Linked DNA regions of Mus musculus: regions 1, 2, 3, 4 and 6 are each linked to region 5. The links are chromatin loops, found by intact Hi-C in ENCODE. Cell type or tissue: left cerebral cortex. All regions are shown on one strand. Each heading gives the region's core, and the rest is flanking DNA. Links, peaks and the distances in the headings are about the cores only. Region 1 has its middle 55 kb from the start of BC055402. Region 2 has its middle 230 kb from the start of 1700003I22Rik. Region 3 holds the start of Gm32949 (a long non-coding RNA gene). Region 4 overlaps 9130227L01Rik (RIKEN cDNA 9130227L01 gene). Region 5 has its middle 6.4 kb from the start of 9130024F11Rik. Region 6 overlaps BC055402 (cDNA sequence BC055402).

Region 1 (4,994 bases), core at 386-4,385, 290 kb before region 5:
GTAAGACGTCGTCCTAGATAGCATGGCTTGGGTGTAGATCAGATTGCCCTTGGGTGACACTCTCTCAGCTTCTTTGTTGCTGATCAAGATATTTTGAGACAAAATTGCTTTTCATGAACTAAGATGTGAGAAACAGACCTAAACATGGGACAGAACTCTTTCTCTGTGTTGTCAGTGTGCATGTTACCAACCTGCTGTCTCTCAGCTTCCATATTCTGTTTATATGAGTCCTGGACTCTGTAAAGCACCATTTTTAGTTTGAGTGGTGGAAAGTGAAATATGAGGCAGGAAGGTGCAGTCTGGGAAGGGAAGGGAGAGCTGCTCTTATTCATGTAACCTCTATCTCTGGAAGTGTCACCTCACCACCTCTACAGTGTTCATCTTGATAGTGGACATTGTGTTGTTTTTTGTTGTTTTGTTTTGTTTTTGATGCTTTCAAAACTGGTTTCACGATGACCCCTTGAAGCCTTGGCATGACCTGAGTATTGTCGGTTGCTCCATGTCAGTGAGTTGCTTCTTGAAGTGTCTAGGCCAGCAGTTCTCAACCTGTGGGTCGTGACCTCTTTGTGGCAGCTAACAACCCTTTCATAAGGGGTTGCCAAAGGCCATCAGAAAATACAGATTTTTACAGAACAATAGCAAAGTTACTTATGAAATAGCAAAGAAACCAATTTTATAGTTGGGGGAGGGGTCAGCACAACATGAGGAATTGTAATAAAGGGTTGTAGTATTAGGAAGGTTGAGAACCATGGCTCTAGGCTTTGAGAAACTGGGCTCCTCTCTTGACTTCCAAGCACCTGTGCTGCAGTCCCAGAGGTGGTGCTATTTGTGTTGGTTTGTTGGTTTTCGTAGGTTTCTAATCTTTACCAGCTTTCAAGGTCCTCGCTTCTGAAACACTATGCCTTCCATTTCCTTGGTTGGGTCCACACTAGATCCTGTACAAACCCCTCTCACAGGTCATCAGGCAAAGGTGGTGTTTCCCCATGCAACCAAGGGCTCGGTGTTGATACTAACTCATTTTCTTCTCATTTGTACTTTACTCGCTTAGCTTGTGGTTTTTGTATTAACAGATTATATATTCTCTTTGACATTTATAGTTTTGTTTCCATTTAGAGAGTTGTTGGGGAATAAGAATGGATAATGTAATAAAAACCATAGAGAGTTTGTCAGTGCATCCCTTTCCTTTCCTTTCCTTTCCTTTCCTTTCCTTTCCTTTCCTTTCCTTTCCTTTCCTTTCCTTTCCTTTCCTTTCCTTTCCTTTCCTTTCCTTCCCTTCCCTTCCCTTCCCTTCCCTTCCCTTCCCTTCCCTTCCCTTCCCTTCCCTTCCCTTCCCTTCCCTTCCCTTCCCTTCCCTTCCCTTCCCTTCTCGTTCCTTCCCTTTCCTTTTTCTTTTTGCATAGCAGCTTGTGGCTCAAGATGCAAACTTCTCCCTTTTGAAGAATGAATGTTCTCTTAGTCCTATAATACTTACTTGTCGTTCTTTCCTAGCCCTCTTCCTCGGCTGGGCAGGTGATGTTTATTAACTGTGCTAGGTCCCTATCATTTCACTGCATAGACACATCTGCAGCCAGTTAGTTTTCTGACCTCATAGGCACTAAAATGTCCTTGAAGGCTAACTGCTTTAGAAAAAGTGGGGTTGGCGTGGTCCAGCAATGGCACATGGTTACATAAAACTATCATCTCTAGTAAACACAAAGGGTTTCTGGAAAGTGATGAATGCTGTTCTCTATATATGTTTAGATTCATGTTCATTTTCCTTCATAATGTCTACCCTAATATTTTGCAAGAATGTGACGAAGGTAAATACCCAGATAAGAGATACAAGAAGCCTTGTGTGCATGTTTTGGCATCACTATTTAATCTGACTTGTGGAATGTCAACCAAGACTCTGCTGATATTATATCATATGGTTTTTCTCAACACGTCCCCTGACGTAGATGACCCCAAGTTCCCCAATTCTGTTGAATCAGTGTTAACTCTCTCCTGTCATATCTCCTGTTATGCAAGGTCATAACTCAGTCTTAACCCTAGGCAATGCTCTTGAACCTAAGCTAGGACTCCAGATTCCTTCTCCTTCATCTGGTCAGCCTTTGCCTCTGGTGTCCTGTGATGCAGTTAAAATCTCTGTGTATGTTTAGTGAGTTAGCCTGTTCCTCCTTTAGCAGTTTTATAGGAGGACCACACTCCTAGATGCTGAGAATTTCTTCAGAAGTCCCCTCTGGATCTGTCCTTCCTGAGGCGGTTGCACTCTGAGGCATTGCCCAAGTAGTCCTTTCTGTACCTGGGAGATGTGTTGGCATCCAGTTTTGTGACCCCCCTCCTTGGACTGTCTGTGCATCCTGTGCAGGCCCGAGCACAGCCCTGTTTTCTCAACGAGGGACGCAAAGGACAAGCCCACAGCACCAGGTGCCGCCCAACTGAACTTCCGCCGAGTTGACTAATAAACTTAATTGGAAAAAAATCTGAAATCAGTCCCGCCACTCTGAAAAACCAAGTCAGCCCCAGGACTCCGAAGTTCCTCAGCAGTGTCTAAATCACGGAGTAAAACCACCACCAGGTGGGGCCAAAACTGCAGTTACGACCAGGGCTGATCTGGATCTGTAGCCCAGACTCCTGGCTGGCTCACCCTGCAGATACTTAGTCACTTAGTTTGGTTTGAATTCACCTCCCCACATTCTGCGCAATTACAGATTTGGGCTCTGACATGCTGAATTGTGGCAGGGGTTTGTTGACCTACTCTTGTTTGTTTTGCTGGCTAGACTGTAAGGTCCCTGAGGATAAAACGTCATTTCCAAGTGTTTACTGAACATGTACTGTCTTTCAGTGGGAGCAGAGTAACCATTTAGGATAAGGACATGTAAGCCACAGGTGCCTTTACTTACACAAAAACCCTGTAGGGTGCCGTGTTCACAGGCTGTCTATGCACACAACTGTATACTTTTGTAAAGTCTGCTAAAGAAAGATGTTCTGGGCACAGATGGTTGAAACCGCCCACTGTCTTTTCCTACCTCTTTTTGTTTTCTTTTGTTTTATGGCTTTGGTATGGCAACAGCCAAGGCCAGCATCTTGGGTTTGTAACCAGTATACCACCTGTGTCCTGCACCTGTATGTGGCTCAATACTCTGGTGTTCCTGTCATGAGACCCGGAAGGCCTTAAAGGAAAACAACTCAGTTTCCATTGAACTGGGCTCTACTGGTGGTGCACGTGGCTCTTGGAATGTCGCTGAACATTTTAGGAGACATATAAGGGGAAGCTCTGCTGACTGTAATTACGACCAGTAGGGTATAGTTATGCAGCTCAGAGTCTCTTCCACATGGAGTTAAGTTCTTACCAGCTCTTCTAGTTAAAAACAAAATGGATTCCAGGAATTCTCCATAGCTCCCCCAGAGGTGAGATGCTCAAAGCAGAGTTGAAACGCTTCACAAATGCACTAGAATTGGGCAAGACAGGGAGAAGGATCAAGACTAAAGACAGATGAAGTCAGGGCTGGTTTGTGGAATTTTTAGTTCAGAAGCATGAGTCTGTAAGTAAAGGGTGGATCTCTTAGCTGTCTGTCCCCACTCCATCGGGAGCCTGAACTACAGAACATCTGAGCTGCTATGGGCTCACAGTTACAAATACAGAGGCATATTCAGCATTATTCAGTTCACCATGATGATCGTGTGGAGTAGAATTTACCAGAACTTCTGGTTTTGGCAAACCTGTCTCTGGGAAAACCAGCGAGGACAAGCAACAAGGGTGGGAAGCTGTGCTTTAGTTTTGCATCCCAAACACTAACAGCTAGTCCAGGCACTCAGGAGCAAGAGCCAGGCAACTATCTGTGAGTTCAAGACCAGCCAGGGCTATAGTGAGACCCTATCTCACGAAAAGAAAAGGAACAACACTGACCAACCAAGAGCAGGTGTCTCCCTCCTGACTGTCTAGAAGGAAAGATGAACGAGCTTTGCAGTCTCTTAAAATGACAACGGGAAAGTAGGAAAGGATAGCCCTGGGAAGTGCAACTCAAGCGTGTCACTGAAAAACACATGCAGAAAGGGACGAAGAGATCAGTTTCATTATTTTGAAAGACAATTTAAGCCCTGGTACCATTCTCAGGTTTTAAGTGTGATTGCTTGAAGTAAGTCACTGGCTGCCAATCCTCATTACCTGGGACACACATCTCACACAGGTGTCTATCTACTCACACACAAATTAATAAATTCCAAAAAAGTGTAATTTCTCATGATTTACTCCTAAGCTCATTTTCAAGCAAAGTTTAGGGCAGTTTGCCTTACAGTTTATGCTCAGAGTTGTACAAGCTTCAGGTGTAACAGAGCTGGGTCTGACCTGTGTGCACAATGAGTACATGACACACACACCCCCTGAGTCCTGGCAGCATGCCTCCAAGGCAGGTGTGGTTATCACCCTGCAGATGCAGCAGCTGAGGTCAGGGAAATTCAGGGGTCCCCTTGATAAACTGCTTGTAAGTCACATGACCAGCGTCTGGCTCAGTCTGTCCTTCCTAATGTGCTGAGTCAGTGACTGCTCCTGTAAACGATGGCAAGGCCATTTCCCCTGAAATGTCCCCTATGAGCAAACAGGTTAGGTGATAGGTTCCACCATGCCTGGCCTCTCTTCCCTTGTCTGTATGCCTTTTATTTAACTTCTGAAGTGCACACTGTCCTTACACACATCTATTCCATTTACAGCCTCAGGATTCCGTGAGTGTTCAGTGAGTTCATTTTCATAGGCTAGTAACTCTGAGAGGCACTCAGAGCAGCTTCTTAACTTAAACACTTTCTTTGGCTGGGCAGAGGGAAAGTCTGGGGACTGTGGAAAGTGGGGCTCATCATTAGCAACCAGGAGTATTAGGACCATGCAATTGACAACATAGCCTGATGCCCTGGATCTCACACTTCACAAGAATTCCCTGGTAGCTACGGCAAGGATCAGATGCCCCGGGGGAGGAGTATTCATGCCATCAATGTACTGGTTTCCTAGGTTCCTATTATCA
Region 2 (4,994 bases), core at 592-4,591, 730 kb after region 5:
TGCATCACAGACTCTTTCATATTCGCACTAGAAGGCACATTCAGGGACAGAAGGCAGGCCCTGACACCATGTCTGTGTACATGGGACCGCACAGTATCTTCTCATTTAAGCAGTTTCCGAATGAGCTATGCACTGTTAGCTTGTGTCAGACTCACTAATGTCTCAGTTTATTGAACTCCAGGCTAGTCTCTTTACTTCTCTCATTTCAGGGGCATTTGGCTCTGTTCTGTCATGTTCTATTTAAAAGTACTAGCATACAGCTGCAAACAATAACCAGTATCTAGTACACTGCACAGTAACTGTTTTATCTTACTTAATTCACTGTTCTGTGCTTGGTACATCATCTCTTAAATCACGTATGTACCGTGCTTTGAAAGCATGATTGATTAGCAGTTTCCTGTCCTTAACGAGCTAAGCAGGAGTTTGAGTGGTGATTGCATTTTCTTTAGTGCAGTTGTTTTCTTCTTTTATAAAAATATGATTTTCAAGATATGATTTAGTGGGGGGATTTAGGAACTATTATTATTCTGCACTGGAAGGACCTAACATCAATGGAGTCAGAGACTGCATTGGGAATCACACAGGTACTTTGATACACAAGGCCATTGAAAATGGGGGCGGGGGGATAAAAACAAAACAAAAAAACAGTTAAAGCCTGGTGAAATAATTTTTCTGAATTCCTCTATGCAAGAAAGTAGCCTCAAGTCCTATAGAGAATAGTTCATTAAAATCACGTTTTTCAATTTCTCCCTAAGATGGCTGGCCACTCAGGGAGCTATTTCATAGCAGGAGAGTTCTTAGAGTTGTGTGGGTCTTAATGGGTTATTTTGATTTTGTTTTTTTGGGGGGGTTGTTTGTTTGTTTTTATTTTTTGTTTGGTTGGGTTTTTCTGTTTTGTTTTGTTTTCTGTTTTGTTTTCTGTTTTTTGTTTTGTTTTTTCAAACAGGCTCCGGTGGCAGGGACTACCTTTCTGTTTCTTCTTGCCTTCCTGTGTATAGGTTAAAGTTTGAAGAGATAATGCCAAGGTCTGTTTTTCATTTAAAAAAAAAAGTAAATCCCAAGAAAAGCTACTTTATTACTTTATTTTAATCCACATATAGACCATAATTCTTGCTTTAGAAAGTAAACATTTAAGCATGACATTGTTGTAGTGTATAAAGCTTAGATATAAAAGTTATTTTTAAGTTTATTAATTATTCATAATAGTTAATGCTCGTGTATTTGATTCTCAAGAGAAAGAAAGTAAAAGGAAGCAAATGAATTGATACCCTGAACAAATAAATAAACAGAAACAGTAAAATAACAAAATCTTGGTGAATCTTTTAAACCTTAAGTATAGATTTATATTTTATATTTTAACTATGAAGCTTCAGTAAGATTGTTGTGTTGTGAGGCAGTATGATAAGCTATTTCTGTTTATCATTCACCTGAGTTAACTCACATGACCTGAGGTCATGTCTCTAAGACCATTACGACATGAAGTCCTTGAAAAACGTGTACTCAGAAATCAAATGACAGGCCAGAGTCTTGTAGCTTGGGGAGAGAATGATATCACATCCTCTAACAGCAAGCAGCTGGCTTCACACACAGCATGCAACACTTCTGACACAACTTTTGCATACTCTCATTCATACAATCATAACTTTCCAAAGACTACGGAAAAATAATTCATTTTAATTGACAACAACAACAACAACAACAACAACAAAAACCCCAAAGACTTCAAAAAATTCAGTTTCGTCAAAATTCTGTGTCAGGATGGTGGGGTAGAAGTCTGCACACTGCCTGTTTCAGGGAAAGAACCATTAGGAACTCCCTTAACTTAAAATATCAGCATTATTAACCATACAACTACTAAAGGTTATAGCCTCTGTTTCCAACTCGTTATAAACTACCAGAATCCTTTTGTCACTGTTGCTACCTGTTTACCCTTTTCACATGCTTTTGAAGTATATCAAATTTAATCAAAATTAAGCTTTAAGATGGGTTTGGTTTTGTATATGTGAATATCAGAAAAAGAGATAGATAGAATGAAGAAACATAGCAAAGATTTTCCCAACTAAATATATTTGTACATATAAATAAATAGACATGAGTGGCACTCCCTGCATAAATGATGTTGCATTTAAAAACAAAACTAGAATTTTAAAAGCTAATAGTTTATAGTAACTGTGTTTAATAATCCACTAGTAAAAGAAGAAAATAAGTTGTCTCTGTGGAATATGCAAACTGCCAGCAAATTATTTTCTAAATATCCTTAACTGAGATCTTTTAAAATAAAATTTCCAACTAAGTTCAAAAACTGTGCACATCGGAGTAAAGCTTACGATAACTTTCCTTGAGTTTGTGAAAAACAACAATTTTGGTTTCCGAAGGCCACCCATCCTTTTGCTCACAGCCCCCTCATATTGTAAATGAAATATTCACATCCGGATGTGCCCGCCGTTCCACCGTTGGCCTATTCTGCCACTGCTGCTCACACAAACCCCACAGTTGTGTTCCCAAGTCCTTTCCATGCACTTCTGCTCTGTGTGCATGGAGGGGGGGTGTCTCCTCCACTTACTCATTAAGCAAGGAAGTGAAACTCTGAGTTCTATAGAATATAAAATTAGACATTGTCCCTGCCCAGTGGGCTCACAGTATCTCCAAATTTGCTGTAAAATATGTCTACATATTGCATAACAGATGCACTCCAAGTGCTAAATGTCTGGAGATAAATCTATTATTGACTTCATCCTCTCAACCTTTCCAATTCCCTTTATCATTTGTCAGCATATATGATTTGTATATGCCGAGGCAGATTGGGAATTGTAGACCAGCTCTTTGGTTATGTTTTAAAGAGGCACCACATTTCAAATTGGCTATGACAGACTTTGGTCCTGCACATCAAACACATTAATAACCCCCTTTCCCCTGGCCATGGCTGCTTATCGCTCTGCACTGAAGCAATAAGCAGGCCTGCAAATATATTCTATCGCATTAGAACTACTTCTGCCTTCGTAAATAAAACTCTGTCCTCTTAAAAACATTCTCTGGTTTGCCTTTAAGAATAGTTCTCCCTTTCTTGTGGGGAAGAGGACAGCTCTTGAGGGACACATAGGTAAGACTAGAAAAGAAAGTTTCATCATAACTATGTGTGTTGTAGTGTGTTTGCTTTTCAAAAGCTTGCATGTGTGTGAATGTACCTTTGCAAGGGAAGGTTTATATTTCAATACACATATGATATATGCAATTTTTGAATTTAAATATATGATAACATTGCTTTCCTAGTAGTTTATTGCTATCACCTGTGCATTTATGGGAGGGCTAATGCCTTCCAGAGATGTAGGCGAATATCTGAATCTATGAGGAAGTACCTTTTTAGTACAATTAATGATAAAATCCCATAATTTGCTCTCCTGCTAATTTAAAGTCTATGAATAAAATAGGCAACATTCCTTCAGAGTGTACAGTTAAACATGCGAGTTTTTAGCCTATATAAATGTAACATTGGTCATATTTTTGAAAATAATGATTTTACTTTTAGTCTTAAAAATAAAGCAAGAAAACATAAAATTGAAGTGCCCCTTTCTTCTTTTTGTATTTTGTTTGCGTCTGAATTGTTTCTTCATTTCAAATGACTCTTTAAAACACATTTGGCAGTCAGTTCCCCTCGTCATTCAAAGAGTTTGTGACAAGGGAGAAGCTGGCTAGATACCATCGGTCCTTTTAAAATGTATTAGTCTTTAACCGCCTGTCTTCTCCTCTAAATTTTAAGGATATATATTTGCTTAATGAATTTATTATGAACCTACTACTGCATACTTTAACATATCTCAAGGTTTAATAAGACCTTGTCGCCATGATGGGAATTAGCTTATTTGCTCAAGCTTTGCCACTTTTACCCCAGTGGACTTACATGGACAAATGCAACTCACTATGAAGAATGAGTCATATGTATATATATATATATATATAATTTTGGTTGTAAGCCTAGCATTTAATGCCTGAGACATCTCTACAGCCTAAAGAATTAGTCTTTTCTACAGTGGACTTTGTCACTAAACTCATGGCAAAGTTGTCTTTTGCTTTATATGTAAGTCCCCGGGAAGAAGGAAGCAGACTTTGATGTTGTTTTACTCTTGTGATACACTTTATGTTCCTAGACTTTCCATCTCAGCAGTATGGCTTGGCCACTGAGACACCAGCACTTGGTGATCTATTTCCTAAGTCTTTCCTCTGCTAATAGCTGTTCACCAGAGTACAGGTTGCATTTGCAAACTTAGCTTTTTGAACTGACAGGATATTCTTTTAAAGCCATAAGACCATATTATATGAGGGTGATTTCTAGCTTCTGCAGACATGAGGAATCTTGGTGAGCTCTGATTTACCGTGATTTCACTTTAACCACACAGAGCATCTATAGAAATAAAACCTTTGTGGTAACTTTGTTTCCTTCCACTTCACTTGGAACCCTCATCTCAAAACTGCTGTGGAAAGGGCAAGGTTCTCTCCCTCGTTCAGAAATGTTGACACTGTCTCGAGGGCAGTGGGTGGAAGAAGAAGTATAATGGGAGGTGACAACCAGAGACCCATGTAGCAGTTCTTGGCTCATAGAGATGGAGTAATGCTCATGGACTGGGAGGAGACTAAAAAGCAGTGGGAACGTCAACAGCGTGGCAACACTGTAGTGAGAGAACAGATCACAATGTACAAGTGTGGGATACTAAAGACACATAAAAGTTTGAGATTTAGAATGAATAGAGCACTTAGTAATTGAGTGGTTGCACTATGAAAAATAAAGAAATTACTCTGTAGCAATCAGAGTCCATTCATTCAAAAAATGTCTGAAAAGTTGCTGTATATTGGACATTAGACATGTTCTAAGGGTGAAATGATAATTGGCAAGTCATATGCACTCCCTTGTGTAACTTTAGACCTAAAAGATGAACACCGATAAGGTAGTAACTTCATTGTCTGTAATGAACCAGTGCTAGGCAGCCAATGTATTATTG
Region 3 (4,994 bases), core at 526-4,525, 1.1 Mb after region 5:
CACACACACACACACACACACTCATTTTCAGCCCCCTCCCCAACACCTGTGGTGGATGACACTTTCTGTGTTTCTTGTCAGAGCCCTTGATGGTGGTACAGCCATCACAGTGCATGTGGCTCTGTGGCAGAAGAGGCGCAACAAGGCTCCTTTTTTAAGACTTGTTTTAGTGCGAACTTTTGCTTTGTTTGATTTTAGTCTTGTCTTTTCGTACATCTACTTAAAGCCCAGCAGTGCGAGCTACCTTTGTGTCTACTGCACACATCCAGAAAGCTGCTTCTATTTAGAATATGGAAATAATCTGAGGAACGAAGAAGAGGGATCAAACACATTTAAATATGTAGAGTTGCATGCCATTCTTTTTCCCACAGTTATTCCTACCTGACTTTCAAACCAACAATCCTAAGTGTCAAATTCAATTGCAAGAGATTCCCATTCATGCCTTTTACTTACTGGGTTGTTGAAGAAGAAGAAGAAGAAGAAGAAGAAGAAGAAGAAGAAGAAGAAGAAGAAGAAGAAGAAGAAGAAAATTTCTTTTTTCCAAGAAGATTAATGAAAGTAAGTTAAAGTGAAGTGAAGCACATTTGATCTTGTAATATCTGGCACAGGAACACAATGTTTATAAACCCTCTTTTTTTTTTTTTTATCAATCTACTGTTTTTTCTCAAGTGCCACGTATACACTATTACCTGTTTCTTGAGGGTGGTCACTGCAGTCTGTATGACAAGGTCTTGTGAGTACATGGTGCTGAGAAATAGATATATTAACCAGGGGACAGATCCAGACTCTGAGACACTAACCCTTCTCTCCAAGAAGCTCATAAAATGAGAGTAAAAGTCTCTGCTGTAAATTCATCAGTGAGCAGTCGTCGGATGGGGCCCTTCTTTGAAACTTTTCTGATTCATAAATAATATAGTAGTTTATAAAGAGGACATTTTGTGGGCAGCGGGTAGGCAGCAGCCTCACGATGCATCTGTTGTCACAGAACCCGGGAGAGCTGAATCAGGAGCCGCAGCATTGGGATGGGAAAGATGCATAGGAAACACTGCTGAAATAATGATTAACCCACAGTACCAAGGCTTTCCTTGGGGGAAGCCTGAGTCATGAATGGACTCGATGAAAGGAACCTGCCTGTGTCAAGAAATTCGGGACGCTTACCTGGACTTGTTTCGAAAGATACCAAATGCAATTTTTGATAATTTTGTCCAAAGCCTTGAAAAGATGTATCCATATTCTTTAATTACTAGGTAATTTTTAAAAGTTGTTTTCAAATATATTGTTTGTGAATTTTTTAAAAGAATCTATCTTTAGAATTGTACTGAATGGGGAATTTGACTTAATATAGTATTCAATATGAAGTTAAATTAACCAAAAACATGATGTCTTTTGTGCTCTTCTTTTTTTCTGACCCTGACCTCACCCCTATTTTCTCCTGGCACCCAGAACATGAACATAGCCAAAAGAAAAGAAAGGGTTTGTGTCACATTTTCTCCATTATTTCTCTTTTAGGTCCAGAAATTATTCCTCAGATTTCACTTGCTCAGTTCAATGTGTCTAAGCTGGAAAGAACGAATTGAGAGATGTATTTCTATACAAGAATCTCAACAGGGAAGCGTGGTTTGCTTCAGAGTTACTCCGAATGAGATAAAAATCCAGCTTTGCGTCTCAATCTCGACAGTGATAAATAGATCCTACCACAGCTGGGGATCGTGGTGGGGCTCCCAGCAGACAGGAGATCTTTAACCTCCTCAGATAAGAGCAGCACAATTATATCTATAGATTTCCAACAATACAAACTTAGAAATGTCATGCAATTAGTCTGCCATTTGCCCCCATCAGCTGGAAACATATTTTGCCAATGTGAGGGAAGAAATGAACTAAAAATCTCGCAAATGCTGATATTGCACAGCGAGTAAACCGCACAGCCTCTAGGTAAAGAGAGGGTGTACCAAGCCAAAGCACCTGCCCTGTGCCGCGTCCCGGGATTTCCAAACTGGTTTGGAATATTTTGTTGTCATTTACATGATAGCCTTAACACAAAAGTCTACACCGTCGTGTAAGTCCATTCTGGTCCATTCTGTTGGGCTGAGCCTTACAGTCGTGGCTAGAAACACAAGCCTTTAGCCCATTTCCCAGCAAACGTTGACTATGGTGCCATCTTCTGGTACCATGAATTCAGTAGTTGCTGTGTTCCACCTGAAACTGCAGAGCTTTCCTGATTTGGAGAATGAATCAGCTGCAGTCAGGTTTTTCAAACAGGTAAGTATTTATTTGTAAGTGTGATGCTGAGCTTTTTTGAACCGACAGCTCAGCTCTGAGGTTTCTGTCCCTCTGAATATTCAGCTGTGTTACGTGGAAAGCTTCTTGTTCGGTCTCCGAGTTTCTCTTTGCCGCTATTGCATTCTTATCTTTTTGGAGTGTTTCCCCTTCCCAAAGAACTGTTTCTCCGTACACACGTTTTGGTGCAGGTCTCTGCTTCTTGTGGGTTTTGGCCCCTTCACTTCTACTGGTAACACCTGAATTTGTTTCCTACTCTGACCCTGCAACTCATTCCTATCCTCGGGTTTCTTTCTCTTACCTCTTAATGTCTCTTCACTGAAACCACCGTTATCGGGTTTTTTGGGTTTTGGTTTTTGTTTTTTGTTTTTAACATTATGCAAACAAGTAAAAGGTAACAAAATGTCGATCCTGTAACTGCTCTGAAGCCGTGAAGCCCTAGCTGCTGTTGCTGAGCGTTGGAAAGGAGGCTCCATCTTTTCATGTGCATTCGGCAACAGATAAATAACCAAAATAGTACTGTCTCTTTCAACCTTTCAATATGTTCAGTACAGTTAAACACCAAATGGAGTAATGGAAACACACAGGGGAGTTACAGATCTTTGCAGTGTTTTGCGATCCACCAGAAAGGGAAGACTGGCAGTGCTGTGCCCAGGCTGGGGGATCAGGATACAGAAGGAGAAATAATTAGGTGAGCTAGTCCTAACAAAGGCACACGAAACAGGGTAGTGGAGGGAATGGGAGTCCATAAAGGAAGAACTTGTAAATTCCCGATTAAAAGAATACACAAAAGACATTCAAGTATTTGGTTTTCTAAAATAAAATTTTAAAAAAAAGATTAAGGAAAGAAAAAGTTATGGTTTTTTGTTTTATTTATATTTTTTGTTTTTGTTTTTAATTGGGCTTGTAAAATTTTAATCAGGGAGACATATGAGTGACAAATAAGGTGTGGTAAATGAGAAAAATTGAAAAGAGAAAACAAGGTGGACAGACACTGATCCCAAAAGAGGAAACCTCAACAAGGGGAGCAGGGAGCAAGGCCCAGGTGAGGCTGGAAAGCCTGGGCCCAAACCTTCAACTTTTTTTTAACCTTACCCTGGGAAGGAAGGAGCCAAAATAGCACTTGTTTCCTAAGGCAGTGAATGAGAGCAGTGTGCCTGCCAGACCAATGCAGAAAGCAGAGCAGGGCTCAACCAACCTGGCTTCACCAACAACTGAGCCAGAACAGGTTCTGTGCCGTGCACACCTCTGTTGCAGAAGAGCCCATGCATGCGTCTCTGTTCCCTGCTTCACCACCACAGTGTCTTAACCCCACTCCACATCTCAGACAGTGCTTCCCACACTTGGCCCCCTGGCACCCCTTGGGAACGTTTATAAGTCTTTAGGCCAGGGACGGGAAAGATGGCGTGGCTTACGTGCTTATACTGCTCTTGCAGAAGGGTCTAAGTTCATTTCTCAGCAACCATGTCAGACAGCTTACAGCCGAATGCACCTACAGTTTCAGGGAGATCTGAAGCTTCTGGCCTCCACTGGCACCTGCACTAACGTGTATAGACACACACGAGCACACACACACACACATGCGCACACGCTCAGGGACCACCCCAATGTATAACAGAGGCTGTAATCCAGTGCAGCAGACTAAAAACTGCCCCCAGGGGCAGAGTGGGCAGCTTGAGCCCGTTGGTTGCCCAGGGGAAATTAGCCCTGCAATAGCCACTTGACATTCCTTTAAACGAAAGCAAGCAACATTAACTTTTTGACCTGCTACCAATTCTGTGTGTCTCGGGGTCCTGCGATTTCCACACCAAGGCCATTTCCCTTCCCCTGTGCTTGAGAGGGGGGCCACGTCTGTTTCCGAATTCTGTGGCCGAGGACAGGCCACTTCACTCTCCCAGTGTCAGCTCTTCCTTTGTGAAGTGGGCTGCAGCACAAAGCTGTTGAGAGGATCAAGCGAGATAATGCGAGCAAATCCCCGGCTTACTGCCTGCCAAGTAGTCAGCGCTCCAAAAATGTCAGCCGTTATTATTATCCATTTATTCATGAGTCAATTCCCTGCCAACAGAAGGGATTAGGAAAAAAAAAAGTCTTGTGAGAAAAGTATGAAGAACTTTATCACAGTAGCCTGGGAAGGGGACATCCAGAGGACAGAGAAAGGAAAGGTCTGGAAGGTGAGAAGGGAGAGGGACTGAAGCAGGAGGGTGGGTGCTTCTGCGAGATCCAAAGGCAACTTAGTGCCTGATGGGCTTTCTGGGGTTTGTTTTTTTGGGTCCCCCCCTCCCCATTACTGATTAAAGAACTAGAGATTTCAAAATCAACCAGCAATCCAATAACTGGAGAAACAGAAACGTGCATCAAGGGAGGAAAGAGTTTTAAAGTAGCCACCAAGCTGAGGACTCTTCTCTCCTCCTGTGCCTGCAGACTGGGCCCTTTAAGTCTAGACAGGCCAGCCCAAAGTCTGCTTTCTAGCACTCCAGCAAGGTCGTGTCGTCAGGCCCCACCTCTGAGCACTTGTCTCAATGTGGCCAGAGACTCTCCCTGAAAATAGGCAAGCCACTCCTGAAGATTGGGTTTGTAACTGCCCTGTTCTCCGTACCAATATGAAGATCCTGTGCGAGCGATCTAATTATAGAAACTCAGCTAATGTCCCCTCAAATGAGGGCTGGGCAAAGAAGGAGAAGTATGGAGGCAGAACGGCCAGGCCAGAAGAAACTACA
Region 4 (4,994 bases), core at 454-4,453, 1.0 Mb after region 5:
TGCTCAAGCAAGCTCAGCTAACTTGGAATGCTTATTGTTTTGTGAAAAGTGAAGACATCCTCAAACAAAGGCCATACCAAATCTAAGACTCCATATGGACGTTCACCCTCCCAATTCCCCCGTGCAACATCTCCTCCCCCTCTCCATCCGTCTCTCCTTCTCCCCCCCTCCCCCTTTCTCCTCTCTTTCTCTCTCTGGACTGCCTTCCGTGCTAAGATGAGAAACACCTGAATGCTCTGGAAGAGGGAGAACTAGCATTTACCTGCAGCTGTATTGATGGCTAGGCGTACCACTGTGGGGAAGGGAATAAACTTGAAAAAATGGTGGCAGGCTTGCAGCCAGACCTGTCCTGAGAGCCCTCATCCCCTGTTCCTTGGTTATGTTTGTGTCAACACTGTGAGTTTTGCAGGGATCAGACTCTGAATCTATCTCTACACTAACTCCCTAGGGTTACCTCACCTTCTTGGGATTTAAATGCTGTCCAGACTCTGAATAATCACAAATCTGTTTCCAGCCAGGCCCACTTTACTCGTCTAGGCATACCTACTCATTCCTTTACTGGATATTACTGTTTGAAGGTGCACCCTTCCAACACTATATGCTGTTACTCTTAAAGCGTATTTATTTGTTTATTTACTTACAAACTTACTTTCTGACTTTTGGACATAAGGTCTCCCATGTTGTTCAGGCTTCCATAATCACACATGTGTACCCTGTGCCTGGCTTCCAACCCTTGATGTATGAGATAGTCCTTCAAGCCTATCAATAATTCCTCTGATTTATCATTACCCTGGTTCTCCCCACTGTAGGGCACCATGCTACCAATACAGTTGCAGTCAGATGCTAGCTCACTGTCTCTTCGGAACCTGCCAATGGCTCTCCACTTCATCCTGGAGGCCACAGTTCAGTTTGCGCCTCTTCAATCTTATCAGGTCTTCATAAGAAGATGCCTCTTGGCCTCATCCCCCACTGTTCGCCCTGGATCTGAAGTGTATCCTTTCTTTTGTGTTGAGAAATCTGCTTTCTTCTATAAACCAGCTCCCCAAAGTCTTAACATATGTCTTGTCCTTTAAAAGGGCAAGGCTAGCAGAAGGCAACTTTAGAGCTATTTAAGAAAGAAGGAAAGTTATCCATTGAGGAAAGAAGATATTACTTTTGAGTATCGAGATGAGGACTGTAGCATGAAATAGAAATATGAAGTCAATCCCACGCTACCACTACCGCCAGCTGGGCACCAGTGGGCAGGCCAGGCACTGGCGGGCAGGCCGACCTGTTCTCATGTTCTCATCTTGGGACTTACTTTCTCTCTCTCTCTCTCTCTCTCTCTCTCTCTCTCTCTTCAAAACTATTTCAAAACTATTTCAAAATTAACAGGTAACACAAGTGGCACCACAGCTAACCTCCTAATTTGTAAGTCATTCTAAGTTAAATCCCCCGGTAACGGATCCCAGTGGATCTGCCACCTGAACCAGGGGTCTCTGCTACCTACACTTTGACCTCCACCTGTCTTCCCGTCCAAAAACAAGACCTTTTTCTGCCTCCTCTTACCCTCTCAACCCAGAAGTCCCGCTTACCCCTTGCCCAGTGATTGATTCCTAGAAATATTCATTAGGGAAAGGTTCACAGGAAGTTACCTGAGTATGTGATTCACTCCTTATCCCAGGCAGCCCCTCCTAGGGAAGCAGAATTAGCATCAAGATACAAACAGCCCCAGGGCTACCCACAACAGAGGATGAAGGACTCATCATAGGTTTAAAAGCATGGAAGTCAACTGGTGATCTCAAGAGACTATCCTGGAGTGTGGAGGAGAGAAGGGAGGTGTTTGGGGACATCATTCAGATACAACTTGTGGAGGGACTCTGTTCGAAAATGGACCAATAAATGGGGAGATGGTAGGTTGAAACACGGGTGGAAAAAAGCAAGTGAAATTGTGACAGGAGAGCGAAATTTAAGATGAACAGAGAATGAGTTGCTTGGGCTGCTTTCAGAAGGGACGATAACGACGTGATCCACCAAGAAGGAGAGAGTAAACGCCTGGGAGGCAAGCAAAACTCTGAATATCGACTTACCCCACAACACATCAGGTTAGATGATTCTACAATCTCTCTGATGGGTAGCTATGAACTGATATAAAAAGCCATTGCGAGTGCACCAGATGCTGTTGGGAACCTCAGAAGTGTAGCCCTGTGAAGGGTCCATACCATGAAGTGGTCCTCGGAACTGCCATCCAAGTAGATTCTACTGGATCTGGGGAGAGGGAAGAAACAAGAAATGGGTAAAGGAGTGGAGTGTCACAGACATCCTTAAAGGTGATATTTCATTCTCACTAAAGATCGATTGTTTATAACCTTGGTTGTGGGCCACGTGATTGTATGTATTATCTATGGTTCTTCCCAGAAGTGAGACAGAGACAGCAAGACTGGGGGTATGATAATAAAACTCTGGGTATTATGCAACGTACCCTGAACTCCAAAAAAGAATGGCAGAAAGAAGGAAATCCCAAAAAGTACAAACATACCCACACAAGACAGAAGCTTTCTAAATTTCTATTAGCCTCCCCGGGAAGGCAAATGTCTGTCTCAATACCTGAGACTGTTTTTTACTCAATTGTGGCTGCATGTGCTTTAAAAATGAACTGTGGATTCTTTGCTGAGGAAATGTCTTGATAACATAATGAATATTAAATACATCTCAGACCCACACAGGCGGTTCAGTAGTCTTTTTGTGGCAGCTCAGGAGTGCCCCCTACAGGCTGACGTTTAGAACGCAAGTAGAGGACCGGGAAAAGAAGCGGCATGTCTGAGGAGTCTCAGGGAACCTCCAAGGAAGGTTAGATACCTCAGCTGAGGAAGGACAAGAGGAAACAGGCACACAGCATGAATTCTTACTTTTCACTTTTTTTTTCTTTTGTGAACAGTAAGAAGTGAAAAACTTGTGCATGCATTTTCCTTTATTCAAGCACTATCTCCTATCACCCACGATAGTGAAAACTCATTAGTATAAACTGCTTTCATCTTTTGGTTGAAATCAATATCAATATTTGAAAACCCATGAAAATCAGTAAAAATACGATTAGCTGCTACCCGTGCAAGGAAAAGAGACCCACCTGTATCTAGTATCAGAAATGATTTGCATTTGATATCTGTAACATAAAAAGGAAATGCAAACATGTTTCTTAAAATGAAGATAGGTGAGCTCTGGGCTGAAATTTTATTCCCTTTTTCATTAAAAAAAATTTTCACGGGCAGGGGGAAGGACTTTCATCTACTTAAAATATTAATAATTATAAAAATACAAGCCATTAAAAGGCATAAAAATATATGCTATGACTATCAGTAATTTTTTACATAATAATGTAAATGATACATGGATATGTATTTCTGTGCTGGTGCACAATATGATGCAGTGTATAAATATATTAAAATAAATTAGAAGTAGAAATTTTATAGCATATCACTTGACCCAATTTTTAAAATCCATATGTCCTGATAAATGTCACTGTAATTTCCATTTGAAAGAGGAAAGGAAGGGCAAAATATTCACTAAAACTCTTTAAATGTTTTACTAGAGAGATTTTTGAATACTAATAATAGTGCAGTTTAAGTTATGAATGTATTTGATTTTGTAACTATTAAATTAAAGCCCAGAATTACATAAGTGCTCAGCATGGACACAACATGTTTATCTAAATTAACAGCCTTTTTACATGATCTTTGAATAAATGCAGATCTTTGGAAAACTTCATTTAACATCATAAAATGTTCATTTAGAGTCAATTTCAGATACATTCATAAGATATACATAAATGTATGTGATTAAATTGACAGATTATGCTCACAACCCTTCTTACAAACAGTGTTTTTTCCTACAGAAAGAAGAAATCAAGGTCATGGTTTGGTGATTTGTTTCCCTTGTGAAATTTTATAACATATATAAATATATATGTCCCAATATTTAAATTGCATAACAACATTATGAGGTCTATGTTTTCCGTAGGTGATGAAAGTCAGTGTAGTTAAGAAGCGCTGTTCGACACGTCAGTCTCCCTCCGTGGTGTTCTAGTGTCTGGCCTAATCGCTTTGCCTCTGTTGTCCTCACTGTCACAACAGGCATGGGAGGTGCCCTGATGGAGTCAGAACTACAGAAACGCCTACTTTAAAAAATTAGTGTATAGGCCCCACAAGTCTATACTAGAGGTAGTTAGCTTGTGATTCACTTAGTCACCTTACAAAATATGGTCAAGTGTACTTTAAAACAAAAATTATAATTTTAATAATATGTAAAACATTCAGCACCATAATTATTCTATGAGTTTAAATGTTAAAAGTGAGGGGAGAAGAGGGTGGGAAAGAAAGAAAAGAAAGAAAGTGAGAAAGTGAGAAAGTGAGAAAGAAAGAAAGAAAGAAAGAAAGAAAGAAAGAAGCAAAACAGCCCAGTGATTTAGGCAAATTAAATATTTATTAAAAATGACATTGTTTCAGAAGAAAACCTTAATACACCCAAGCAATAAATATGCAATGTATGTGTATATGTGTGTGTGTGTGTGTATATATATATATATATATATATATATATATATATATATATATATATATATATATATTTATGTATATGTATACAGTCTTTATTTTGGAAATGTATCCAAGTTCAATTAAAACAATTTTGAATGAACTTTTAATGAAATTTAAAAGAGTTTGGGCTTGCATGTATTTCTTTGGTGTTTTGAAAAAAAGTCTTAAGTTCAGTCATTTCCTTGCACCCCAGAAAATTCCGACATTTTTCAGAAAGGCAATTTCTTTCATACTATCCCTACCATGAAGAATGCTACCTTTTTTGGCTAATACAAAGAAACCACAATTAACAGTGAAGCCATAAATACTTTCTGTGCTAACCACAAATGGCCTTTCCCATAGAGAAATGGCTTACATGTGTTCTGAATGTGTTTGGTTTCGTTTTGTATGGAAGCTGTGGGTATGTTTTTATCTAAGAAAAGA
Region 5 (4,994 bases), core at 638-4,637:
GGACAGCCTAGAGGGCAGGTTGAGGAGACAGAGGTGCCTAGCACTAAGGCTCCAGGTTGCCCTCATTAGGCCCTGTACTTTTCTTCTTAGTCCTTCCAACTTTGCCTGGCACTTCCTCAAAATCACACACCAGCAGGAGAATACTCCATTCCTTGACAATGGCCGGCCAATGCAGAGAGAACAAAGATGACTCACACTGAGATCCTTGGACACAGGCACTGCACTGTCCTGGTTGCTGGAGAAGAAGGTGATGAGTGTTTTCAGGAACCTGATGGAGAGCCAATGGAAAGGAAAGTTGTTTGCCAGTAACCCTCTTTGAAGGTAGGAAGAAGAGATACAGGTACACAAGATCTTTTCAAGATGTGCTAGTGTTGTTGAGTGTACCTGAGTATCAGTGTGGCTGGGGCAATCTTCAAAGAGTGTGAAGGGTCAGCCCCCCCCTCCCGCCACCTCCCCCATGTTGCTGGCCTCTGGAGAAGGAGGCTGAGCCCAGTAGGTCAGCTAGATACCTCTTTCCTCTTGGAAAGTGAAGAGGGGTAGTTCTAATCTCTGAACTCTGGACATTACTGGGCAGAGGCAACCCTCAGCCGGCTTCAGGTCTCCCGGTCTAAAACCACAGGAACAAGGAAAACCTGTCAATTTCCTAGCAAACAGTGAAAAGGAAAAGTTTCCGCAGGATAGTGAAAACGTGGGAGATATGCACACACAGGTTTGGGTATGCTTCTGGTAACTTCAGAAGCCAACACTTTGCCCCCTGGAAAACTCAATCTCATTTCTTTTTCTCTGACCACTTAGTATCCGCTCCTATTAATAATACTGAGGCAAAAATGTTCTTCATTTCGTTTAAATGACACCTGTATATACTAGCTGTGCTGCCTTTGAAACAGATTTTAACTTCAGGTAAATTTCAGTATAACACATTTTCAAGTTGTTTTTAAGTCCAGTCTTTAAGTTCCATGTGTAAAAGAAGAAAAACAAAGCAAACAAGAAGCCCACTTGCTTAGTGAAAACCACTCCAGTTGTTTTTACTTTCCAAGATTTTTGTATGGATTGAAACTACTGTAAAGACACTAATTAATTGACTATAAGCAATTCTTGTACACGGAACAATCTTCTCTATCCTAAAAATTAAACCTTAATACATGGACAGGAAAATATCTACTGTTGCAAAAAAAATGCTCGAAATAGAAGTAGAAATAAAATTTTAAATTGTATTATGGAGTAGACTTTTATTAAAACCAAATTATCACTAAAATCTACGATTCTGAACACAGTGAAAATTAGTTAAAAGGCAATATTAAGGAAACATTGCCGTTTTCTTAAACTGTGACACAAAAATGGTAAAGTGTTTCCTCTTCTATTTTTCTTGTGCTTTTTTTTTTTCTCTTCCGAAATAACCACTGTTCACCTCTCAAAACTCTCCACTCCTGAGCGCAAATCATGATTGTTCTGTATGCTAAGTGCTTTGAAAACGAACAAAACAAACACCTTCCTTACATTCACACTCACACTACACAAATGCACACCACGTAGCCACTCCGTTTTTGAAAACATGGAGAAGAGTGGGAGAGAGGGAGAGAGGGAGAGCGGGAGAGAGGGGAGGGAGGGAAGGAGAGAGAGAGAGAGAGAGAGAGAGAGAGAGAGAGAGAGAGAGAGAGAGAGAGAGAGAGAGAGAGAGAAGCATAGGTAACCAACAAACCCAATTACTAAGCTTTATTGATACTAAAAGGAAAAGTTCCCCTCGTAAAATTTCTCTGAGCTTATTAGTTATTTAAATCAGCCCCGGGGCTGGACCTGCGACGCCTAGGGCACCTTCCTTGGCTCTTGGAGGTGAGCGGCCAGCATCGGCGCCTCGTTGACCCACCACTTCTCACTAGGGACTGAGCAAGAGGGGCGAAGGCAAGCGCAGAGAGCTGAGGTGAGCCACTTGGCCGGGACTGTGAGGCTTGGCAGGGTAAGATTGTCACGGGTACCAGGTATCAGAAATGAACAGACCTCTGCTGCTGCTGAGGCTGTTGGAGAGCAGGCCAAGTTGTCGCGGAGAGCCGCAATTCAACCCTCCCGACTGCAGAGATATATTTTGGGTGGCACTGGTCACTGGTTCCAAAGACCCAGATCTGGCCCGGAGAGGAACTTGCACGTTCGGGTGTCCAGGGCATGCTCCTGTTATAATTAGGGTGGGCATTAGGTGAATTCACACCTTTCTGAGTAGGCTATTTATTCCCTTCAATTGCTGGCAGTTCCACTGTGTGCGAGTGAGGGGATGGGTAGAGGTGGGTAGAGAATTTAATTTATTAAACAACACCACCACCCTTCCTAGCAAAGCATTCTAAGCCACGTCTTAATGCGACTCCAGACCGGCGCCAGGAGACGCCAAGCTCTGCTGGGCTTGTCCTCAGGACGCGGAGGGAAGGCACCCACCGTGCATGAAGAGGACAGAGTCCCGGGATGCAGAGTCTCTGTCACCCGGACTTTAGTTCAGACTACAAGCCTAACTGGACTAAGCGAGTGCCTGGTGGGCTTCCTGTGACCCTGAAAAAAGTGAAAGCGCCATCCAAGGAAGTATTCTAAGCAGTCCCTGGGCAATTTGGTCCGCAGGATACACTGACTACGCGCCTTCTCTGTGGTTCCAGTAAGTGCCTAGACTTTGCGTCCTGGCTTGAACAACTCTGTGAAGTTCTAGCCTAGCAGCGAAGTCGCAGTGAGCTCCGGCGACTGCTCCGGTTAGGGCTGCCTGGCATCCGACGGCCTGAACTCCCCTGCCCGGGCTAGGGTGGTGTGGATCGGCCTGCCAAGAAGTTTGGGATGCTGGTGGAATGTCATGTCTTGCTCTTTTTAGGTGTAGTTTTCAACACAAGCGTCTGGGCGCAACTGCAGGCAAGGATGTTTTGCATACGCGGTCACAGTTTGGTGTTGAGTAGTCTGATGGTGTCCTGGACTGGGCACCGCACCCGCTCCACTCCTCTTTAACCTGAGGATTCCGGCGCTGCGGAAGGGTTCGCTCCAGCCAGCGCAGCCGGTTTCAGCCGCAGCCCACGCGGTGGCGCTGTAGGGAGGCATCGCCTCGACTCTGGGCGGGGACCCCTGGCAGTGACCTGGTCTTGGAGGTGGAGGGACCTTGGTCACTATTCTTGGCCTCTAGATCTTCGCTTTAGGCCTGAATTTCTCGGCCTCGCTAGGTGTTTCCCGGAGAAAAACAGCGCAGCCCCAAGATCGGGACGAAAGGCCGCGGCGGTTCCTTTGGCCTTTTCTCCCTCCTGCCTTGTTAATTTCCATCATTTGCTGTAGATTTCTACGCATAGACTACAATAACTAGGCAGTCATTTTCTCGTTGCTACGGAAGGAAATTACCCATTAAGGCATTGAAAAAAAAAATCCGTCGATCCCAGGAGCCCCGGCGTTGGGTATATTTATGCCATGCGTCGCCAGCGAAGTCCCCTGCCTTTCCCGGATTTCCCACATGGTGACCAGGAATCTGACAACCAAATGAGCCCAAGGACTCTCCCAGCTCTGAAACCTGTCTCCTCACTACTCTCTCTCTAGAAAGCAGAGCCACACCAGACGCCCATCTCTGTCGCCTAGGCTCTCTGACAGAAAGCTACAGGTTACAGGTCTTCCCTGGCACAATTGATGGAGTAACGCTTGGCACTCCCCCCACCCCTTGGGCTTTGGCCTCGGTGTGTTGTCCTGAACTCCAGCTCCCAGACACCTTGGTAGCTCTCGTGAACTAGTTGCCCACCACCCTACCAGTCTCATCTCTGACCAGGCCTCACAGGCACGTTCCTCTCCAGATTCTAGGAGAATCCCACCATGTCCTAGGCTGTCCTACCGCCCCCCCCCCCAGGACCCTAGAGCGGCCAGGGCAACTAACTGCGAGTCGTATTATCTTTGCCTGGTGCGGGTTGTGATGCCAACGAGGAAGCTGGGTAATAACGAAGCAGCCTGCTGCTGCGCTCTGGTCAGTCCCCAGAGCAGTCTGAGAAAGTTGGCTTAAACTCATTCTAGAGGAGCTGCCCCAAGGCCCGTCCGGGTTCCCCAGTCTCCTGGCCTCCAGCTCCTTGCCCACTTGACTCGCTGGATTTGCAATCTAAATGCAGAGGCAGTATGAGGTCTTTTAAAGTGTTAGTCGCCTAACTTTCCACGGGACAGTCCGAGACCAAAATTGGCATAGGCACCCTTAGTAAGAAATAAGTCCCTCTCGTTCCCCACTTCCCGCCCCTAGAGGGGCCAGCTCCAGGAGAAGCATTTGGCCCGTCTTGATTCCTAGAAACCGTCCCTTCGAAGGCTTTTAAGGTGGCGGTTTCCATGAAGTTTGAAATGAGTGCCCTGGGGTGGAGAGAGAGAGAGAGAGAGAGAGAGAGAGAGAGAGAGAGAGAGAGAGAGAGAGAGAGAGAGAGAGAGAGAAGCAGCACAAACTTTCAGCGCTCTAAAAGAGGCAGCGCACTTTTGGAAGTGCCTCTGAGAGCCAGAGAGGCTGGGGGTAAATGCTGGGCCTTCAGAGATCGTGGCCGAAAAGACGCAAAGCGGCGTCCTACCAGGGCTGGCGGGCCTAGGTGGTCTAAGGCTAGCACACAACCTAAGCCGACTTGGGCAGAGGACCCGCACAGCCAAAACCGCAGAGGCAACAGGAGAAATCAAACACCATTGTCATTAAAAGTGCAAAACAGGCCTTAAGAGGACAAAGGCCTGGGTAGAAAGAAAAGCAGTCTAGCAAGCGAGGGAAACTGTGGCACTTAACCCCAGCCTGCAAAGTCCCAGTGTTTTGTTGTTGTTGCTTAAAAATAATAATAACAGTGTGATTGTGAAAGACAGGCGGCCTTTGACTACCTAAGGTAAGGTGGGAATTTTAGGGCTAGGAGAATCCGAGAAAAGTTTGAGTAGATCTCCCTCAAAAAACGGAGGTCTGAAACAACCTACAACCCCCCCCCCCCACCACCACACGCACATACACACAACTTTATTTTCTGAGCACAGAGGTAGCTCATTCTCAATCT
Region 6 (4,994 bases), core at 612-4,611, 230 kb before region 5:
CCGCACCTGAGACTGAAAGAAGGGCTACCCGTGACCAAAAGAGCAGACACGCCCACCAGTCACCTGGGCAAGTCCTCAGCTGTGTCCAGAAAGTGCTGAAGGCAAAAGTCTTGATCTGTTCTTGGCTACAGCCCAGGTGCAGTTTCTCCTGCCCGTGACACTCAGCCCACTTCAGACTGACCCTTAAGGGGCCTGTCACCCAAACCTGACTTTGATAACTATGTCTGCACAGCTCGTACCCACAGGACATTTCTATTTGGTCCTCTGCAGACTTCTTCTGAGCACAGTTCTCTCTCCCTGACTTCAGGATATCCTCTCTGAACTCTGCAGCCTCCATAGACCTCTCTTTGTAATCCTTTAACCCTGTGCTTGTAAATCTTGTGGAATGTTAACATATGATTTGAGAGTTAACTTTAGTAATTAAGATTGGAATAAAAGAATCCGAGTTTGCCAGTGGCCAGCTATCAAGGGAAATTGGGACCACTTTGGTAAATTACAGCCAACAAACAGATAGAGCCTGTGAATTTATTGGTTAGTCAATGAATTCTGGAAATTCATTGTATGGAGAAGACACAAATGTGTAGAAAGACACAGGCATGCCCATCAATGTTTGTGACATAACACTCAGGATATGCAGCTTATCCATGGGAGATACATTCTAGGATGGTCTGCATTTTCAGAGGCCATATCAATACTTACATGCATATACTTATAATAACACTCAGTTTATAAGTTAGGCACCATAAGAGATTGACAACAGTAACTACTAAAAAAAAGGACCATTATAACAGTGCACTGCAGTAAAGGCGAGGCAGATGTGGTTTCTTCCTGTGTCTTGTTATGCTTCTTGCTGTGTTCTCCTTGTGATAATATGAGATGATAAAATCCCTGAGTGACAAGACAAACGAGGACAGTGACATTGTCATTGATATATCCCGCTGTGCTACTATATAAAGATGATTGGAACCAAAGCACAGGGCACCGTAACAACCTGTCTGGTAACAAAAGCCTGCCAGCTAACCAAGAGGGCGATACATACAGCATGGATGATGGAGCCCGGCTGCCCCTCTAGGTGGAGTAGACAGACTGTCGCGAGAGTTCAACAGAACAGCACACAGCCTCTCAATTTCAAACACAGGAATTGTGTGTGTGTGTGTGTGTTTATGAAAGTTTTCAACAATGTTTTGGGATCACAGCTGACATTTCCTTGACACCCCAGAGAGAAGGGAGGGAAGCAAAGACAATTCTGATTAAAATATAAAATGTTGTTGGTCAGATGACTTCTATAGGGAATTTAGCAAAAAATTGGGTGTATATTCACTAGGCATTTTTTGCTTGCTCAGCACAATTCTCTTGCTCTGTCTCTCCCTCCCCTTCTTCCCCTCCCTCCCCTTGCTCCCCTCCCTGCCCTGAGTGTGACTTTGGAGAGCGTTTTGGTAGTTGAGGGAGATGGGAGGAGAGAATTCAAAGAGCAGTTTATTAATTCACAGGCTTACAGGCAGAATGAGTGCAGGGTCTGGGGTACCCATTGGCTTCTTGAACATATGACAGTTAATTCTCTATAATTCTGAATTTTCTAGCTTATAAAGAAGAGATAAATGCTGTGTCAAAAAAAAAAAAAAAAGCCAAGATGGTGAGTCACTCTAGAGGTAGCCTGTGTTGTAAAGAACAGGTCCTGGATGACCTCGGAATCTGGAGCAATGGGCACCTGATGACATGTGCCAATGTTAGCTGTCGCCAGCAGCCCTGCCTTCCAGCAGCATGGAGTGAGTTTTGGCTCAGTGTGCCTGTTTATGCCTGGGATTTTAAAGTCAAGAGCTTGGCTCCCTTCCCTTCCCTGCCAGGAGGTTCTCCAGTGGTGATTGTTAGGATCTACTAAGTACCTCCTCTCAAAGTTGTTGAAGGAGGCTTCCTATATGCTCAGTTAAAGGTATCACCTTTGCAGGAGTGGACGGTGATCTGGGAGTGCCTGGTTTCCAGATAGAAGTGGGGATGGTGGGATGGTACCTCGTAGGGTGTCCTTGTGGAGTTCTGTTTCTGGGTGATTACATTATTCATGATGAAGATAACGCTGCCTGCCTGCCTGCCTGCCGCCTTAATGTCCCTGCCATTTTGTTTTATGGGAGTGTTTTTGTTCTAATGTCACCCTCTTAGAACATCTTGGATTCCTTGGCTTGGGAACTCCCAGTGAAACTCAGGCTGCAAAGGCAGGGGACAGGCCCTGGATGGGTGCCGCGGTGGCTTGTAGGAGCTCTCTAAAATCTCCAGTTTGGCTCAGGTATTCGTTTTGTCTTTGGATGCCTTGCCCAACTACAGTCAAACCGAAATCTTTCAAAACCTTCTTCAGAGTTTCCTCTTCCCTGTGTCTTGTCATCGGAGCTTCTAGGCTAGAGAGGTTTTCTTCTCTGTGCCTTTTACTTCAATGTATTTTTGCCTCTGGTGATAGTTCATTAAAACGACTTAGCAACAATGGTAAAATAAAACGAATCGTCTTGCCTCCCAGTAGTAATTTTTTGTAGTCATAATTTTTCTGAACTGACAAATAAGTTTAAAAACTAAAATTACCCCCCACCCACATCCCCTTGTTATACAAAGGTGGGTGATTTTCACCTTCCAGCCAAGTTCGTCTGGCAGCAATGTGCCTTATGGACAGCAGGGGGCAGTGTTCATCTTTAAATAGTATGAGCCAAGCAGGCGCTCTCCCAGAGCCGCCAAACACCCTTGGTGTCCAAGGAGACTGGGCCCCCAGAGCAAACACTGGATTCTTTCAAACACAGATTTCCTGAATACAAATCTTATGGCCTGGTATGTCTAGATTTGCATTGATTTGTGACATTAAAACAAAAGCACTCCCATAAAACGAAATGACAGGGACATTAAGGCAGCAGGCAGCGTTATCTTCATCGTGAGTAATGTAATCACTTAGGGCTGTTGGGTCCGTCACCCAGAAACTGAAAAGCAGCCTGGGGTTATCAGAGGAGCTAACCTGGGAGTTTTGTTTCTCTTTCATCTTGCTTCTTGTCATCACCCAAAAGGGCAGATCAAAGAACTCTTGTCCGAGCAAGGAAATCCCCTGACCTGGGGACCCTTCATTCACTCTTCCAGAGCAGGAGCAGGCAAGCAGTCCACTATGTGGTGACTTGAATTTTGAACAACAACAACAAAAAGCTAGAATTATGACACATTTGTCACTCAACTTTTGAACAGTCGGGTAGTAGACATTAAGCTTAATATGATCAAGATTTGGGGCAGGGAAGTGGAGGTGGGGGTGGGGGTGCACTGTAGACATCTTTAAAGCTTTAGTGCCCTGTGGAAAGCAACTGCGAAGAGGTAGAGAGGAAGGAGACTGCTTGGCCTCAGAGCCACCTGGAGGCAGGCAGTGACATCTCTGAATAGGGTGAAGTGTCCTGTCTCCTGTCATGTGCCTTCCACTCCCCTGTTTCGGCTGAAGCCTGGACTCCTCTTCGAATATTCAGTCCCTACTTTATTCGGTGGGGAATATAAGGAAATTATTTAGGGTTACCTGTTTTTCCAAATTTGGGGGATTTAATTTTCTTTCCAGAACATGTCCCCACTGTCTTCCTACACTGTGCTTCATGTGACCTACAGTTTCTTGCAGTGTGTGACACATTTTATTATGCCGTTACAAAATCTAACTGAAATATCTGGGCATGGTGTGTTGACAAAGGCTTCAGGATCCTTCAAGATACTGGAAAGAAAGGGCCTTAAGGGAGGGAGGGAGGGAGGGGAAGGGAAGGGAAGTGAGGAAGAGAGGGGAGGGAGGAGAAGAGAGGGAAGGGGGGAGGGGAGGTAATTTAGCAGATACCTTCTCTTGCTTTCCTCAATTGCTATTATTTGTCCTTGGATTCAGCTTCAAGCTGTAGCAGCTGTGCTGTGAGTCAGACTTCCTTCAGAGCTAAGGGATTCAAAGCCCTGCGATTCTGGACACAGGTAAGTGCACAATTAGTCATCTGACCTTGAGCTGTGTTTCACAATCCCCTGTCCAGCGTTAAGGCTGCATATGTGTGTGTTTAATGAGTAAGACCCATAAGGTTTGGAAAAGGCAAAGCAACACCCTAGATTTATATATTCCATTAAACATGATCTTCGCAGGCTAATTAGTTAGTAATTTCACCCTTGCTTGTAATATAAACCATTTTATGCTCAATAATAATAAAATCTATGTAAACCAGGCTCTTTATTAATAAACATTATGTGCTTCTGGCTTTCAAATAAAATAATGCTCCCCGTGCTCTCCCCCTTATCATGCCTAGACTAATCACCCAGTAAAAATCAAACAACTAAAACACTGTTTTTTATCTCATGCTGTAGAAAAACAATACAGGGACATCCACAGCCTCAGGACTAGACACGAACCAGAGAAAGCTGGGCTGGGGAGAGATCCAAATTGTTATTTCAGTGTTTGGTATTGAGAAACTTGGAGGCTCTGAGGAGTGGGGAAGTATTTTTAATAATCAGGGAGCACTACTGAATCCAGAGAGCACTGATAAATCCAGGGAGCACTGCTGAATCCAGGGAGCACCAATGAATTCAGGAAGCACTGCTGAATTCAGAGAGCACTACTGTATCCAGGGAGCACTGCTGAATCTAGGGAGCACTACTGAATCCAGTTGAAGGAGATACCCCTGACTGCCTCATGCTCATCAGTTCTCCAAGGCTCCTAAAAATCCAAGGGAACAGTGAATAGAGACAATGCTGGGATGGTGTGGCAGCAGGTCCATGTAGGCATTTGAAGCAGTCCCTGTATGGGTTAGGTTAGGTACCTGGAGTTCGCTGGCCTACAAAACTGGCTGGACATGAGGCTCTAGGACATCACCTATCCCTGCCTCCTGAAGGCTGGGATTACATGTGTGAACTAGCCCATCTGGCTCTCATGTGATTGCTGAGAATCTGTCCTCAGTGACTGGGGCTTCTATGGCAAACACTTCACTAACTGAAGCATTCCACCAGCTCTGGGTGCCTTCTCTTATTTC

Evidence for each region. Hi-C counts contacts between places; a loop is a spot of excess contacts. Peaks named below come from ENCODE experiments on the same cell type or tissue, not always from the same donor. Only the 100,000 strongest peaks of a DNase experiment are listed, where the experiment ranks them.
Region 1: it touches region 5 in a loop (5-fold over the local background); 5 of 42 quality-filtered maps call a loop at or near these places.
Region 2: a loop joins it to region 5, with 11 times the contacts of the local background. A loop is called at or near these places in 6 of 42 quality-filtered maps.
Region 3: it touches region 5 in a loop (6-fold over the local background); 19 of 42 quality-filtered maps call a loop at or near these places.
Region 4: a loop joins it to region 5, with 7 times the contacts of the local background. A loop is called at or near these places in 10 of 42 quality-filtered maps.
Region 6: it touches region 5 in a loop (4-fold over the local background); 11 of 42 quality-filtered maps call a loop at or near these places.

Annotation. Positions count from the first base shown.
Region 1 is chr1:57,267,493-57,272,486 of GRCm38, reverse strand. No RefSeq gene overlaps it. Among named protein-coding and RNA genes, the nearest start is that of BC055402, 55 kb to the right of the region's middle. In left cerebral cortex, for the core only: CTCF peaks have their summits at 2,559 (motif pointing right) and 3,313; DNase peaks (open chromatin) are centred at 2,574 and 2,949.
Region 2 is chr1:56,245,166-56,250,159 of GRCm38, reverse strand. No RefSeq gene overlaps it. Among named protein-coding and RNA genes, the nearest start is that of 1700003I22Rik, 230 kb to the right of the region's middle. In left cerebral cortex, for the core only: no CTCF peak of the experiment used is centred there; DNase peaks (open chromatin) are centred at 1,587, 2,600, 4,205 and 4,547; H3K27ac peaks cover 4,000 bases.
Region 3 is chr1:55,888,087-55,893,080 of GRCm38, reverse strand. It overlaps Gm32949 (a long non-coding RNA gene), which reads right to left and starts at 4,399. Exons shown (of 3, transcript XR_373419.4): 1 at 4,042-4,399. In left cerebral cortex, for the core only: a CTCF peak has its summit at 2,157 (motif pointing left); DNase peaks (open chromatin) are centred at 2,151, 2,851, 3,644, 4,252 and 1 more place; H3K4me3 peaks cover 3,170 bases; H3K27ac peaks cover 4,000 bases.
Region 4 is chr1:55,958,238-55,963,231 of GRCm38, reverse strand. 9130227L01Rik (RIKEN cDNA 9130227L01 gene) reads right to left here. Exons shown (of 6, transcript NR_045837.1): 5 at 2,070-2,247. Among named protein-coding and RNA genes, the nearest start is that of 9130227L01Rik, 29 kb to the right of the region's middle. In left cerebral cortex, for the core only: a CTCF peak has its summit at 2,748 (motif pointing left); DNase peaks (open chromatin) are centred at 2,735 and 4,095; H3K27ac peaks cover 1,297 bases.
Region 5 is chr1:56,975,345-56,980,338 of GRCm38, reverse strand. It overlaps a transcript of Satb2 not described here. Among named protein-coding and RNA genes, the nearest start is that of 9130024F11Rik, 6.4 kb to the right of the region's middle. In left cerebral cortex, for the core only: a CTCF peak has its summit at 3,040; DNase peaks (open chromatin) are centred at 2,432, 2,563 and 2,952; H3K4me3 peaks cover 3,886 bases; H3K27ac peaks cover 4,000 bases.
Region 6 is chr1:57,203,486-57,208,479 of GRCm38, reverse strand. BC055402 (cDNA sequence BC055402) reads left to right here. Exons shown (of 7, transcript NR_037990.1): 5 at 1,581-1,766; 6 at 3,872-3,951. Among named protein-coding and RNA genes, the nearest start is that of BC055402, 9.0 kb to the left of the region's middle. In left cerebral cortex, for the core only: a CTCF peak has its summit at 2,633 (motif pointing right); DNase peaks (open chromatin) are centred at 2,264 and 2,677; H3K4me3 peaks cover 193 bases.